Linked DNA regions of Mus musculus: region 2 is linked to region 1. Evidence: chromatin loops called from intact Hi-C (ENCODE). Cell type or tissue: heart. All regions are shown on one strand. Links, peaks and the distances in the headings refer to the core of each region. The heading gives the core; the rest is flanking DNA.

What was found. A loop is a pair of places that touch in the nucleus more often than their neighbours do. Peaks named below come from ENCODE experiments on the same cell type or tissue, not always from the same donor. Only the 100,000 strongest peaks of a DNase experiment are listed, where the experiment ranks them.
Region 2: a loop joins it to region 1, with 2.0 times the contacts of the local background. A loop is called at or near these places in 9 of 42 quality-filtered maps.

Annotation. Positions count from the first base shown.
Region 1 is chr12:101,813,308-101,820,282 of GRCm38, reverse strand. It overlaps Fbln5 (fibulin 5), which reads left to right and starts at 1,164. Exons shown (of 11, transcript NM_011812.4): 1 at 1,164-1,549; 2 at 5,687-5,741. The coding sequence starts at 1,533. In heart, for the core only: a CTCF peak has its summit at 3,257 (motif pointing left); no DNase peak of the experiment used is centred there; H3K4me3 peaks cover 240 bases; H3K27me3 peaks cover 961 bases.
Region 2 is chr12:101,863,477-101,870,451 of GRCm38, reverse strand. All of the region lies in intron 15 of Trip11 (thyroid hormone receptor interactor 11), which reads left to right. Among named protein-coding and RNA genes, the nearest start is that of Gm20036, 46 kb to the left of the region's middle. In heart, for the core only: no CTCF peak of the experiment used is centred there; no DNase peak of the experiment used is centred there.

The DNA.
Region 1 (6,975 bases), core at 1,925-4,424:
TGTACGAAGTGCCTTGGCCAGAAATTACATCAGGTACTTGAGAGGTTCTTTTGTACTCCCTCCCAGTCACTGCCGACTTTGAGCTTTAGACAGAGCAGCAGGCCAGGGTGCACACTTAGAGGTCTAGCTATTTTGATGGGTTACTCTCATTTATTTCCCAATCTGAAATTCTCTTTATTTCGCCCCTTTAGTGCAGAACTGGTGGACTTGAAGGGTTTTTATAATCCTAGCTACTAGAACAATGGACGGGAGGTACTATCTCATGAAGGAGATGAACCTAAATGTAGTTTATTCTTAGCCATTTCATACGCCCATAGTAAATAAATCAGGTCAGTTGACCTCTGAGCTTCAGCGGAATCAACAGCAGTCTGGCTGCTCTAGTTCAGTCTAACGAGATTTTAGAGTAAGAGTCCGTTTCCTTAAAACAGTGTTAGAAAAGAATAGGATGTAGGCTTCAGAGACTCGCTGGCATCTCTGAGAGCCATGAGGCAGTGGGGAAGTCACTCGACCCCTTTTATTCCCACCTCCAAGGAAACTGAACCAGTTTCTACTGTACAGAGGCATATGGGGGGGGGGGGGACTCTGCCCCTTTGCTTTCTGAACTGTAGGTCGGGCAGTTGAGGGTCCAAGAGAAGGTTCAGGCAAGGAAGGTCTTGCGGTGTAGCAGTCTGGTCGTCGTGTCTTTTGGAGAGCAGTGTCTTTGGCACTTTTGCACTTGATAGAGGGTTCCAGAGCTATGAAACGAAAGGGAGTGGGGCGGGGCTTCCAGGGCCCAAGTGTAGCCCACCATTCTTTAGGCTTTTCGCTGTTGACTTTTACAAATCACCTTTCTACTTTGAAGGCCAGAAACAGCAACAGCAGCAGCAACAACAACAACAAGCTAAGGATAACGAGGTGAGGGCGGCCAAGGAGAGTTCTCAGCCATTGCTTGCTCTTCCTGGTCCGCCCTTACCCCCACATCCCAGCTTAGGGGTACCACGCTTGTTCCAGCCCGTGATTTAAGCCTCGGGTTCCCAATTGCTCACGCGTCTTTCGTCCGTGAAGCCGCCTTGGTGTGAGTTCAAGTTCGTGCTGCCACAGAGCCTGATGACACGCCCCCTCGCACGCGCCCCGCTCCGCCCTGGGGAGGCCGGGCGCCCCCCAGCCCCGCGCTCTGACGGGCTCCCCTCCCAGCGCCGAGCACTTGGCCCTGGCAGACGCCCCAAGATTGTTGTGAGGAGTCTAGCCAGTTGGTGAGCGCTGTAATCTGAACCAGCTGTGTCCAGACCGAGGCCCCATTTGCATTGTTTAACATACTTAGAAAATGAAGTGTTCATTTTTAACATTCCTCCTCCAATTGGCTTAATGCTGAATTACTGAAGGGGGTTAAGCGAAACCAGGTGCCGGCGGCGAGGGCTCTGCAGTGGCTCCCAGCACCCGGCACTGTCCCGGCCCTCCGCGCTGCCCGCTCGGCCCCTCCGGAACCAAGCCGCCCCAGTCCCACCGCAGAGCCTGCCTTCCTCGCGTCGCTTCTCCTCCCGCGCATCTTGGATATGCCAGGATTAAAAAGGTAGGTTGGAAGGCGCCAGGAACTGTCTCCAGGCTTGAGAAACCTAACTCCAGACCTGATGGGTGGAAAATAGCTATGGCTGAGATTCCGCCTGTGTCAGGGCACTGGAAAAGACTTTTAGCTAGTGATGCAATGACCCTGTTAATTACAAAAAGCTGCGCCCATCTCAAAGTCTTCGTTTGGGAGTGGGGATTTTTCTAACAGCGTCAGGAGTCAGCATCTCGAGAGAGGCAGCAGACAACCTCTCTAGGTCATTTCTCTTTCTTTTTGGAAAGGGCAGCAACGTTGTGCGCAGTTTATAAACTATCACACTACATGTTTTTTAAATTTGGGAGACTGCTGACTACGGCACCAGCAATTGCTTTGCTGCAACGGCTGTGAGACAAGCAGAAGTCTCCGAACACTTCTGTCTGCGTTTGCTCTATGTGTGTGATTTACAGAGGGAATGGGACCTAGAAGTTTCGAGCCAATGCACAGTGGACTCTGCAGACAGAGACGCATGTAAGCAAATGTTTTGCTGTTCTTTGCGGAAATTGCAATTCCAGTCAAGTAATCCTTGAGCCTTGAGGAAGTTTAAGGATGACATCTGTTCTCCCTTTCTCCAGTGTCTCTTGAAAATATAGCTGCCCTGCATAGATCTACACACTTTCTCTGTGTGTGTTTGCATGTGGGAGGGGTGCATGCATGCGAATACAAACCGAGCCTCATTATGGTAAGCCATAGTTAATATTACCATCCCACATCTCTGACCAGCAATGTCTGTCACTGACAGACAGTTGGAGGGTCTGTCCTCCTCCTCCTCCTCCTCCTCCTCCTCCTCCTCCTCCTCCTCCTCCTCTTTTGGATGGTGGACCCAGATTCAAAAGAAAAGGGTTGAGACAGTTTCTCCTCCCCAGTATTAATTATACTTCAATTTTGGTATGATTTCTTTCTGGAAAGCTTCTCTGTTAGCCTAGAGATTATTTGGCCCCCAGGACCCAGCCATAGCTCTTCCAGGAGGCTGGGCTTGGAGCTGGCCAGCCCTGGTCTGGCTTTCGCCAAAAGGAATGGGGAGTGGGGTAGGGGGAGAAGCCGGTAGGGTTAGCATGCCTTTTCCAGTCTCTCTCAAACTGTACTGCATACAGTCAAGCTGCTCTGTCTCCAACATAAACGAGACGGGATTTTATAACCACCTGAAAGGAAACTTCATGAGAAGAAACAGGAAAACATTGAAATTCATAATCTACAGACTGGAAAATAAATTTGTTATTGTTCTCTTATTCCTTCCAGATATAAAGTCTGGCTCTTGCAAATATAAAAAAAAGCCCAGGGATTTGGCTCTGCACTTTATAAGGTCAGAGCTGTCTCCAGTGTTGGAGAACCTGGCTCACATAGGCAGTTAGATGAAATGGAAACCTGTCTACTCAGGATTGGATCTGGGACTCCGTGAAGGAAGTGGGTTTGCATCTTCCAGTACCACATCGGGCTCAGTTTTGCCTGGGTGCCTGGGTGCTACCTTCCCTCTGTGTCCTCTACATACCTACTGCTATTTCTCCTGCGCTGTGGGTCAGGGATGTGAATGAGCTTGGAATTTCTTGAGCACTCATTCTGAAAAGGCCCTGGGGACTACAGAGTCATGGTGCTAGGTGGGTAATGATAAGCCTCAGGCTCCAACCAGGTCCCCAGGCTCATAGCCATGCTGAGAAACAGTCAAGATCGCCCCCTTCAGGAAGCTTTCTCTGTTGACTCTTGACATTCTTATCAAAGCGAATCTACACTCCCGGCCCATGCCACAAAGCAGCCAGCTCAGGTGGCTGGCAGCTGGGTCACAGCTCTGTGGCTCTCCTGCCCAGTATCTAGGCTGCAAGCTGTAGTTGCTTGGATAGATGCTAGTGACCTGGAGAGTGTGGTTACAGACTGGATCATCAGCACAGGCTTCACGTTGTCTTCCATCTTTCCTGCTCTAGGTGCCCAGGTCAGTAGTGTTGCATCTGCTCATTTGGCTATATACCTAGGCTCCATGACTCTTTAACCTGCAAAACAGCTCTTGTACCATACTCCATGTTGTATGGTGCACACCTGTAACCCCAGCATTTGAGGGGTAGAGGCAGGAGAATCAAGAGTTCTGAGCTAAGTTTGCTAGTTTGAGGCTAGCCTGGACTACATGAGGCCCCGTCTTAAATAAAACAACAAAACAAAACAAAGCAAAAAGGTTGGCTAAAATGTCTGTCTTGGAATCCCAGTACTCAGGAAGCCGAGGTACAATTGCCACAAGTCTGAGGACAACCTGGGCCATATTGTAAGTTGCAGGTTAGCCTGGGCTACAGAATGAGACCTTGTTTCGAAAAAGAAAAACTAAAAAACCAAAAAACCAAAAAATACACCCAAGCCACCAAAAAAAAAAAAAATTACAGAAATTCTGTACCTGTTAAACACCCCCTCCCTGCCCAGAAGCTCACAACTCCCAGAACCACCATTTTTCTTTCTGAGTCTGAAAACTGTGGGGTACCTGATCTAAGTTGAAATCTATGTGTTTGTGTGTGTGTGACTCATCTCACTATGACACCCCGTGGATCACCAGTGCTATTGCTCTTATTTTGTTTTGTTTTGTTATATTTTAATTACATTTATTTACTGACGTGGGAGAGCATGCGGTGCTGTCCACTAATGGCGGCCAGAGGACAACTTTGAAAAGCTGGTTCTCTCTTTCTGCTTTATTACCAGGCTGACTTTGAACTCCTGAGTTCCAGTGACCTTTGCACTTTAACCTTTGGGAGCAGCTAGGATTACAAGCACATAGCAATGTGTCTAGCTTTCCACATTGTATCGTGTCCAACTTTTGAGTTTAAGTCTGAATAATATTGTTGGTGTGTGTGTGTGTGTGTGTGTGTGTGTGTGTGTGATGTGTGTGAGAGAGGAGGGGGACACATTTTGTTTAGCTATTCATACACGAACATTTGGATTGTACCCACCTTTTGGTTATCGTAAAAAAAAAAATGCGGCTATGAGCATGCCTGTGCATATATACTTATGTCTGGTCTTTGACTCAGTTCCCCGGGGAGTGCACTCTGGAGTGGGTCTGCTGGATCGCAGGTGAGGACACCACACAGCTGCATCAGTTTTACCTCCAGTAGTGCACCGGAGCTGTGGTCTCTCTACATTCTTCCTAGACCTGCTGTTTTCTGTCTTGCATTTTTCTAAGATGAAGAATTTATTTAATGTGTATGAGTGTTTGCTTGCTCTGGGTACAAGTGAGTGACCCTGCTTCGATGTATAAGGTAAAGAATGACTGAGGAGCATACTTGCTGCCAACCTCTGGCCCCCATAGGAATACACAGACATGTAAATATGCACTTACACACATGCTCCAACATGTTCAACACACAGGTCCATGCATGCTGCACAAATAGCCATCTTAATGGATGTGAGTGGTATAGACTTCGCAGTTTTAAAGCATACTGGTGACCACAGTTTCACCAGACAAAACGTTGGCCACAGCAAAGAACCAAATCACCCACAGGCAAAGATATTTACTTGCTTGTGGGTGGCCACGTTGGCTGGGCCAGGGTGTTAAGGCATTTCCTGCTGTTACCCACTGCCTTTCTCACACTGGCTCCTCAGACTTCCATCCCCTGGGATGGCAGTTCTCACGAGCCACGTGCTAGGGTGGACCCTGGGTTCTTGGACCATTCAAGCCCAGGTTCTCACATGTGTGGACTGAGGGCTCCACGTTCTGGTTAAGTGACTTCCTGCAAACACAGAGCCTCTCACATTCTTGCTTTCATGGATTGAAGACACAGAGGCTCTTGGCTCTGCAGTCAGGTCAGAATAATGTTTGACTCAGGTGGTCTCTGTGCAGAATGATAAAAGACCAAGACAACTGGTTGATGCCACAGACTGTGGGTCTTTGGATTTTTGTCCCTAAGCAGCAAAACATGTGACCTAACTCACTATCCCAACACATGAAGCAAGTGTGAGGAGGCTGCCTCTTGTGGGGTTAGAGTAGAGGGCTGGAAGCGCTCTTGGGCTCTGCTGAGTGTGCCCTATTCGCTTGCAAGCATATGGTAAAACCACCAACTAAATGCCAGGTAGCAGGAGGTCCAGGTTTCCTGGCCATGAGCATCCCTTGGCACTCACTCTGATTTTCACTGCCCACAGGATACTCACTGTTACCATCTTGGCACTCTGGCTTCCACATCCTGGGAATGCACAGGTAAGGCTTCAAGTTGTCCAGGAGCATGTCACAAAGCTAGGGGAGAGTGTCCAGCCATGCATTTTAGGGTCCCAGGGTTATGGGAATGGGAGGTACTCTGCAGTTCACTTACTACCCTCCATACAAACATATCATAGTGAAGGCTCTAAGAGATGGAGGTTGGCCCAGGGTGATATAGGTTTCAAGTGGCAAGGTTGGAATTGGATCTCAGCATCCTGGCTCCAAACCTTGGTGTCCCTCAGGGAAACTCACTAACTTAAATGGTAGTTCAATGTGGTGCTTCTGGTCAGGGAGTTCTCCACCCAGGATGCTTACAAAAGGCCCCCACGGCTAGGTCAGTGTGTGTTTACAGCCATACAATGCCCAGTGAAAGAGATAGGAAGGAGAAGGTTGGTTATCTGGAGCTGGGGGGGGGGCGTGGGGGGTATCCATTCACCTGGGAGGAGTGTGCAAGGGGCAATATCTCATTTTTAAAGTTATAGGGAGGGTTGTGCTAGGTGTGTCAGCCCCAAGTAATATGGTAGGGTTCCTCTAGATTGGTGGTTCTCAACCTGTGGATTGCAACCAGTTCTCAATCCCTTTGTGGGTGGGGTCGAACAACCCTTTCACAGGGGTCACCTAAGACTATCAGAAAGCACAGATTTTTACATCACAATACATACCAGTGGCAAAATGATAGTTATGAAGTAGCAATGAAGTAATTTTATGGTTGGGGGTCACTACAACGTGAGGAATTTTATTAAAGGGTCGCAGCGTTACAAAGGCTGAGAAACACTGTTCTAGATGGCTCAGAGAGGCCCTTCTGTGTGGCCCTTCTCATGGAGAGAAAATAAAGACAGCCTCATTTCTGAGTAAGGCCGAGGGCTGCAGGTGAGGAAGGGTAGGCGCCTGCCCATCATGCATAAGGCTATAAGTTTCATACCTAGCACTGAGAAAACTATGCTGGGGTGGAACAGGGGGAAGAGCTGTGAAGTACGTCCAAAGGCCATTAGACACACTCAGACCATTGGAGACAGGAAGGATTTGAGAGGAATGTATAAGAATTTTAGATCTCAGAGGGACCTTGGCATCCTGTAATCTAGTCCCAAGAGTTATAGACAAAGACATCTAGTCCTGAAGCAGATAGTGGTCATAGATAAAGGTAATTAGTATAGGCATTTATAGTAACATAGTTCCTCTTTGTAACTACTTAAAACTAAGTAACAGTACCCCATTTTATAGATAGAGAAACTGA
Region 2 (6,975 bases), core at 1,865-4,364, 50 kb before region 1:
AGCTGGTGAAAGTAATGAATACCTTTATCTGGAGTTAGTGATGGATATTCTGTTTAGGATTGGTGATAGTCCAAGATAGGAAACTTACTACTACTAAGTTTAAAATATTTTATTAAATGTTGAATGGCTGTAAAAATTTAATGTGTGTATTATATGTAAAGTTGTTGGTGACAGAAGGGTGGCAGTTGAGCAAATGCCCACATGCTCAACTGAGTGTATTGGAATGCTGTCCTCGTGCTGTTCCTGCGGACTCTTCCAGAGTCCTCCTTCCACTTGTTTCTATAGAATCTGGATTCTACTTTTTTTCCATTTACTGAGACGGAGTTTTATATTCTGTGCATGCAGTGTGCTTACTATGCACTTCCTTCTTTACCTCTCGTGGTACACACACATTTCTACCAGCTAGGCTTCGATTAGAATTGCTAAATTATAAAGTATATATGACAGCCTGAGCTTTATCAGAGGATAGAGTTTTCCTTCCTTCCTTCCTTCCTTCCTTCCTTCCTTCTTCTTTTTTTTTTTTTTTGGTTTTTCGAGACAGGGTTTCTCTGTGTAGCCCTGGCTGTCCTGGAGCTCACTTTGTAGACCAGGCTGGCCTCGAACTCAGAAATCCACCTGCCTCTGCCTCCCAAGTTCTGGGATTAAAGGCATGCGCCACCACGCCCGGCTCTTTCCTTCTTGTTTGTTGTCTGCTTGTTTTGTGCAATAGCCCTGGCTGTCCTGGAATTCATGAGGATAGTTCTCTAAACATGATTATGTTAATTTACTCTGACTATTAATATATTAATGATTCTTATTAAGTATCCTTTTCAACATGGTACATCAACAGACTTACACTGGTGGCTGGGAAGGTATATTATTTATTTTGTACAGTTTTGATTACAGCTAGGGTAATTGATAAAGAAAATGATTTTGTTGGCATATGTTTCTGGGGGCTGGGACCTCTGACATTGAGGTACTTGTATCTGACAAGGGCCTTCTTGTTACATCATCTCCTTGTAGGACCAGAAAGACGCAGCCGGGAGGGGCCTGAACTTGTTCTTTCTTATAAGGCCTACTCCAGCAGCAATGGCATTCTTCCTAAAAGACAGTGCTCTAGTGACCCAAACGCCCTTCATTAGGCCCTGCTTTCACCTCTCAGTTTCCTTTATCAAAATTTATTAATGTATTTAGAAAGATATGTTTTTGTTTTGTTTTGCTTTTTGATACAGGGCCTCTCTATGTAGTCTTTATTATCTTAGATCTTGTTGTGTAGACTAGGCTAGCTTTGAACTCATAGAAATCCTCCTGCCTCTGCCTCCCAAGTTCTGAGATTAAAGGTGTACACCACTACAACCAGCCAAAAGATAATTTTTTTAAAAAAAAGATTTATTTATTTTATGTATGTGAGCACACTGTAGCTGTCTTCAGACACACCAGAAGAGGGCCTCGAATTCCATTACAGATGGTTGTGAGCCACCATGTAGTTCTGGGGATTAAACTTAGGACCTCTTAACCGCTGAGCCCCAAAGGATAAAATTTTAATCAATACTTTTGATTGTGTCCAGTGGTCTCTTAAAGTGAACATCCAAATCTTTCACAAAACTAGTTTAATTTTTTAATTTAAAATGTTTATCATTTTTTAAAAGAGCAAAATAAGCCAGAAAAAACTTAAGAGGAAATTAGTAAAAATAAAAGGTAAACAAGTAAAATAAAATCCAAATAAATGACAGAGTAACAAAATGTAAGTGCTAATATGCCAAGAGGCTTTCTTCTTTATTGTCCTCTTAAGAGGACTGGGCTGTAGCCTAGTGGTGGAGTGCTTGCACAATGCAGGTGACACCCTGGATTCTGTTTCTAGCACAGCAAACCCCACAGACCAAAAATCCCATGTCATACTATGAAGCTGTGGTTTGTTTTTCTGTTTGTTTGCTTTTTTTAAAAATTAGATATTTTCTTTATTTACATTTCAAATGCTATCCCGAAAGTTCTCTATACCCTTCCCCCCCCTCCAGCTCCACTACCCACCCACTTTGTTTGCTTTTTTAATGTTTAGATCTTTAAAAAATTACTGAAATTTTTGTTATACCAAATTTAGATTTATAGATTTGGAATAATAACATTGCTATTTAAAGTATTTTCGTTTCAGAGCTCAACCCTCAGATTGCAGAATCAGTGAGGTGTGTGTGTATGTGTGTGTGCATGATTTATATGTGGGCACACATGCAGTTCATTACAGGGAATTGCTACATGATTGTAGGAGCTGGTTAAGCAAGTCTGAAGTTTGGAGGGCTGGCAGTCAAGATGGGAAGACCACATCAAAGGCTCATCTGGAACTCACAGGCACTGGATATAGCTTTTGTCCTTAGGCAGTTAGGGTAGTCACATCAGGAGGAAGCTCTGGGAATACTGGAAGAAGCTGCTGTCTATCAAAGAGATTTTGTCATTTTGGGGGACACCCAGTCTCTGCTTTTAAGAATTTTTGATAGGTCCAACCAGTACCTGCCAGACGACTCGGGAGCATGGGTTTCCTTGAGGGCTTGAAGCACACTTGTAGAATGTAGTGAGGTCTGTAGTGATGACTGAGGACCATAACCTAACCAAGATCCAATCAAGAACATGGTCTGGAATTTACATGGTAAATTCTTCAGGGTAACCAAGAAAATTAGAACAACAACAAAAAAAGCAGTGGGGAAGGATTATATCAGAATAGAGCCAGTACAGCATGTTCTAGATCAATGGGATGGAGTGAGAGTCCAGAAGTAGAGTCCAGATACTTGAGAATTTAAAATGACATTATTTGAAATTTTTTCTCTTTCCTTTCCTTTCCTTTCCTTTCCTTTCCTTTCCTTTCCTTTCCTTTCCTTTCCTTTCCCTTCCCTCCCCTCCCCTCCCCTCCCCTCCCCTCCCCTCCCCTCCCCTTCCCCACCCCTCCCCTCCCTCTCCCCTCCCCTCCCTCTCCTCTCCCCTCCCCTCCCTCTCCCCTTCCCTCCCCCTCCCCTCCCCTTCCCTCCCCCTCCCCTCCCCTCCCCTCCTTCCCCTCCCCTCCCCTCCTCTTCCCTTCCCTTCCCTTCTCCTTCCCTTCCCCTTCCCCTTTCTTCTCTTCTTTTCTTTTTTTTTGGCGGTGGTGTTTAGAAACGTCAGTGGAATGACTCTGATGCTCCTGGGGTTTAGATCTCAGGAACTCCTGGTGGGGAGGGTCTGCTTCCTCTTCACCATCACAGACTTTTCATTTCTTAGGGTGGTACTGGCTCAGGGTGGAATTTTTTCTTGTGGATCATGTGCCTGATACTACTGAGAGTGCCTGTGCATTTCTTGTGGATCATGTGCCTGATACTACTGAGAGTGCCTGTGCTCCTCACATGAGAAGTGACTGGGTTTTGCTGACCAAATCAGCATTTCATGACTACCACAACCATAGTTTTGTTGTGAACCAGCCCATTGGAGTGGAAAGGGTTTTGGGACTTTAGGGTATTGGTGTAGGTGCTGTATATCTGCTTATTCCTCTTGATCGGGAATCACGAATTTTAAAAATGATATTAGCTGGGCAGAGATTTAATTGGAGGACTCAGGATGGAGGCAGGCAAATCTCTATAAGTCCCAGGCCAGGTTGGTGAACATAGGGCATTTCAAGTCAAGCAAGGCTACATAATAAGACTGTCTCAAAGTAAACACAAAAATACAATAAAAGTAAATGACACCGACAACTATCCATACAGACAAAAATAAAGTTGGGTTCCATCTTATACCATATATAGAAATGAATTGCAGTTATTTGAAAACAAGACTCCTTATCTACATTGGTAGTGGTCTTGGCTTCTCAGGGTCGTTTTTGTTTTGTTTTGAGGCAGGATCTTGCTGTGCTGTAGCTGGCCTCTAGAATTCTAGTAATACAGGTCTGTGCCACCACATTTTGATAAGAGAGTGATTTTTTTCATTGTTTCATTTATTTATATTCCAAATCCCAACCCCCTTCCCCTTTGCCTCTGAGAGAGTACAGCCCCCACTCCACTCCCAGATCACTCCCCTATCCCCTTCCCTGGGACAGCAAGTCTCTACAGAATTAGGTGCATCCTGTCCCACTGAGGTCAGGCAAGGCAGTCCTCTGCTACAGTCCTCTGTGATTCCGGTGGATCATGGACCAGCCCAAGTACGCTCTTTGGTTGCTAGCTTAGTCTCTGGGAGCTCCCAGAGATCCTGGTTAGTTGACACTGTTGGTTTTCCTATGGGTTACCCTCCCCTTCAGCTCCTTCAGTCCTTCCTCTAACTCTTCTACAGGGGTCCCTGACCTCAGTCCAATGGTTGGCTCTAAGTATCTATGTCTGTTTCTGTCAGCTGCTGCTGCTGGTAGAGTTTCTCAGAGGACAGCCGTGCTTGGCTCCTCTCTGCAAGGACAACATGGCATCAGTAATAGTGTCAGGATTTGGTGCCTGCCCATGGGATAAATTCTAAGTTGGGTTGGTCACTGGATGGCTTTTCCTACAATCTCTACTCCATTTTTGTACCTATATTTCTTTTAGTCAGGAATAATTCTTGGTCAAAAATTTTGAAGGTGGGTTGGTGATGCTATCCCTCCACTAGGAGCTCTGTCTATCTATTGAAGGTGGTCTCTTCAGGTACCATCTCCCACTGTTGGGCATTTTGGCTAAGGTCATCCCCATTGAGTCCTGGGAGCCTCTGACATTTCAGGTCTCTGGGACTTTCTAGAGGTTCCCCTCACCCCCTGTAACTACATTTTTCCATTCATTCTCCTGACTCCTCTAGGCTTCTCTTCTGTCTACCCCCATACCTGATTTTACCCACCTTTCCCCTCCACCTCCCTCTTTGCCTACCATGATTATTTTGTTCCCCTTTCTAAGTGGGATTGAAACATTCTCACTTTGGCCTTCCTTCTTATTAAGCTTCTTATGGTCTGTGGTTTGTATCTTGAGTACTCTGTTCTCTTTGGCTAATATCCACTCATCAGTGAATATATACCATGCATGTCCTTTTGGGTCTGGGTTACAGTACTCAGGATGATATTTTCTATTTCAATCCATTTGCCTGCAAAATTCATGATGTCCTTGTTTTTTTAATAGCTGAAAACTATTCCGTTATGTAAATGAACCACATTTTCTGTATCAATTCTTCGTTTAAGGAATGTCTGTGTTGTTTCCAGCTTTTGACTATTACGAATAAGGCTGTTATGAACATAGTGTAGCATATGTATGCCCAGAAGTGGTATAGCTGGGTCTTCAGGTAGAATTATCTTGGTGTAGCTCTAACCAAGCAAGTGAAAGATCTGTATGACAAGCACTACAAGTCCCTAAAGTCCCTGAAGAAAGAAATCAAGAAGACCTCAGAATATGGACAGATTTCCCATGCCCATGGATGGGTAGGATTAACATAGTGAAAATGACCATTTTACCAAAAGCAGTCTACAGATTCAATGCAATCCCCACCAAAATTCTAACACAATCTTCATAGACAAGAGAAAACAATTCTCAACTTCATATGGAAAAACAAAAAACCCAGGATAGCAAAACCAATTCTCAACAATAAAAGAACTTCTGGGGGGAATCACTATCCCTAACCTCTTGGCTGTACTGCAGAGCAATAATGATAAAACTGCATGGTATTAGTACAGAGAAAGACAGGTCAATCAATGGAATAGAATTGAAGACGCAGAAATAAACCCACACACCTATGGTCACTTGATCTTTGACAAAGAAGCCAAAACCATACAGTAGAAAAAAGACAGTATCTTCAACAAATGGTACTGGTCCTGTTGGTGGTCTGCTTGTAAAAGATTGCAAAGTGATCCATATTTATCACTTTATACAAAGCTCAAGTTCAAGTGGATCAAGGGCCTCCACATAAAACCATATACACTGAATATATAGAAGAGAAAGTGGGAAATAGCCTTGAATACATTGGCACAGGGGAAATTTTCCTGAACAAAACTCCAATGGCTCAGGCTCTAAGATCAACAATTGACAAATGGGACCTGAAAACTGAAAAGGCAAAGGACATTCAATAGGACAAAATGGCAACCTACAGATTGGGAAAAAAATCCTCACTAACCCTACATCCAAAAGAGGGCTAATATCCAAAATATATAAGAACTCAAGATGTTAGACTCAAAAAAACCAAATAACTCAGTTAAAAAATGGGGTACAGAGTTAAATGAATTCTCAATAGAGGAATCTCAAATGGCTGGGAAGCACTTAAAAAAAAAAAAGTTCAACATCCTTAGTCATCAGGGAAATGTAAATCAAAAACAACCCTGAAATTCTATCAGAATGCCCAAGGCCAAAAAAAAAAAAAAACACCCTTCAAGTGACAGCACATGATTGCAAGGATGTGGAGCAAAAGGAATACTTCTCCATTGCTGGTGGGAGTGCAGACTAGTACAACTACTCTGGAAATCAGTCAACTATGAGAGTGGTTTTGATGGTGCGATGACAGGGTAGTTCTTCTGACATTTAGTAGGCTAGGGATTATCAAAAGTATATTTATTGTTGGACGTGGTGGCACATGCCTTTAATCCCAGCACTCGGGAGGCAGAGGCAGGTGGATTTCTGAGTTCGAGGCCAGCCTGGTCTATAAACGTGAGTTCCAGGACAGCCAGGGCTATACAGAGAAACCCTGTCTCAAAAAACCAAAAAAAAAAAAAAAAAAAAAAAATTGTAATTTATTGAGAAATACTGTATTGCAAATTTAAACAGGGAGAACAAAATATTTTACAATAAACTCTTGACTATCTGTGCAGTCTAGAAGTAAGGTGGATTTTAATCTCCATTAAACTCAAACTATAAGAGTAAAGGAGAGGGCTGGTGAGATGGCTCAGTGGGTAAGAGCACCCGACTGCTCTTCTGAAGGTCCAAAGTTCAAATCCCAGCAACCACATGGGGGCTCACAACCATCCGTAACAAGATCTGACACCCTCTTCTGGAGTGTCTGAAGACAGCTACAGTGTACTTACATATAATAAATAAATAAATCTTTAAAAAAAAA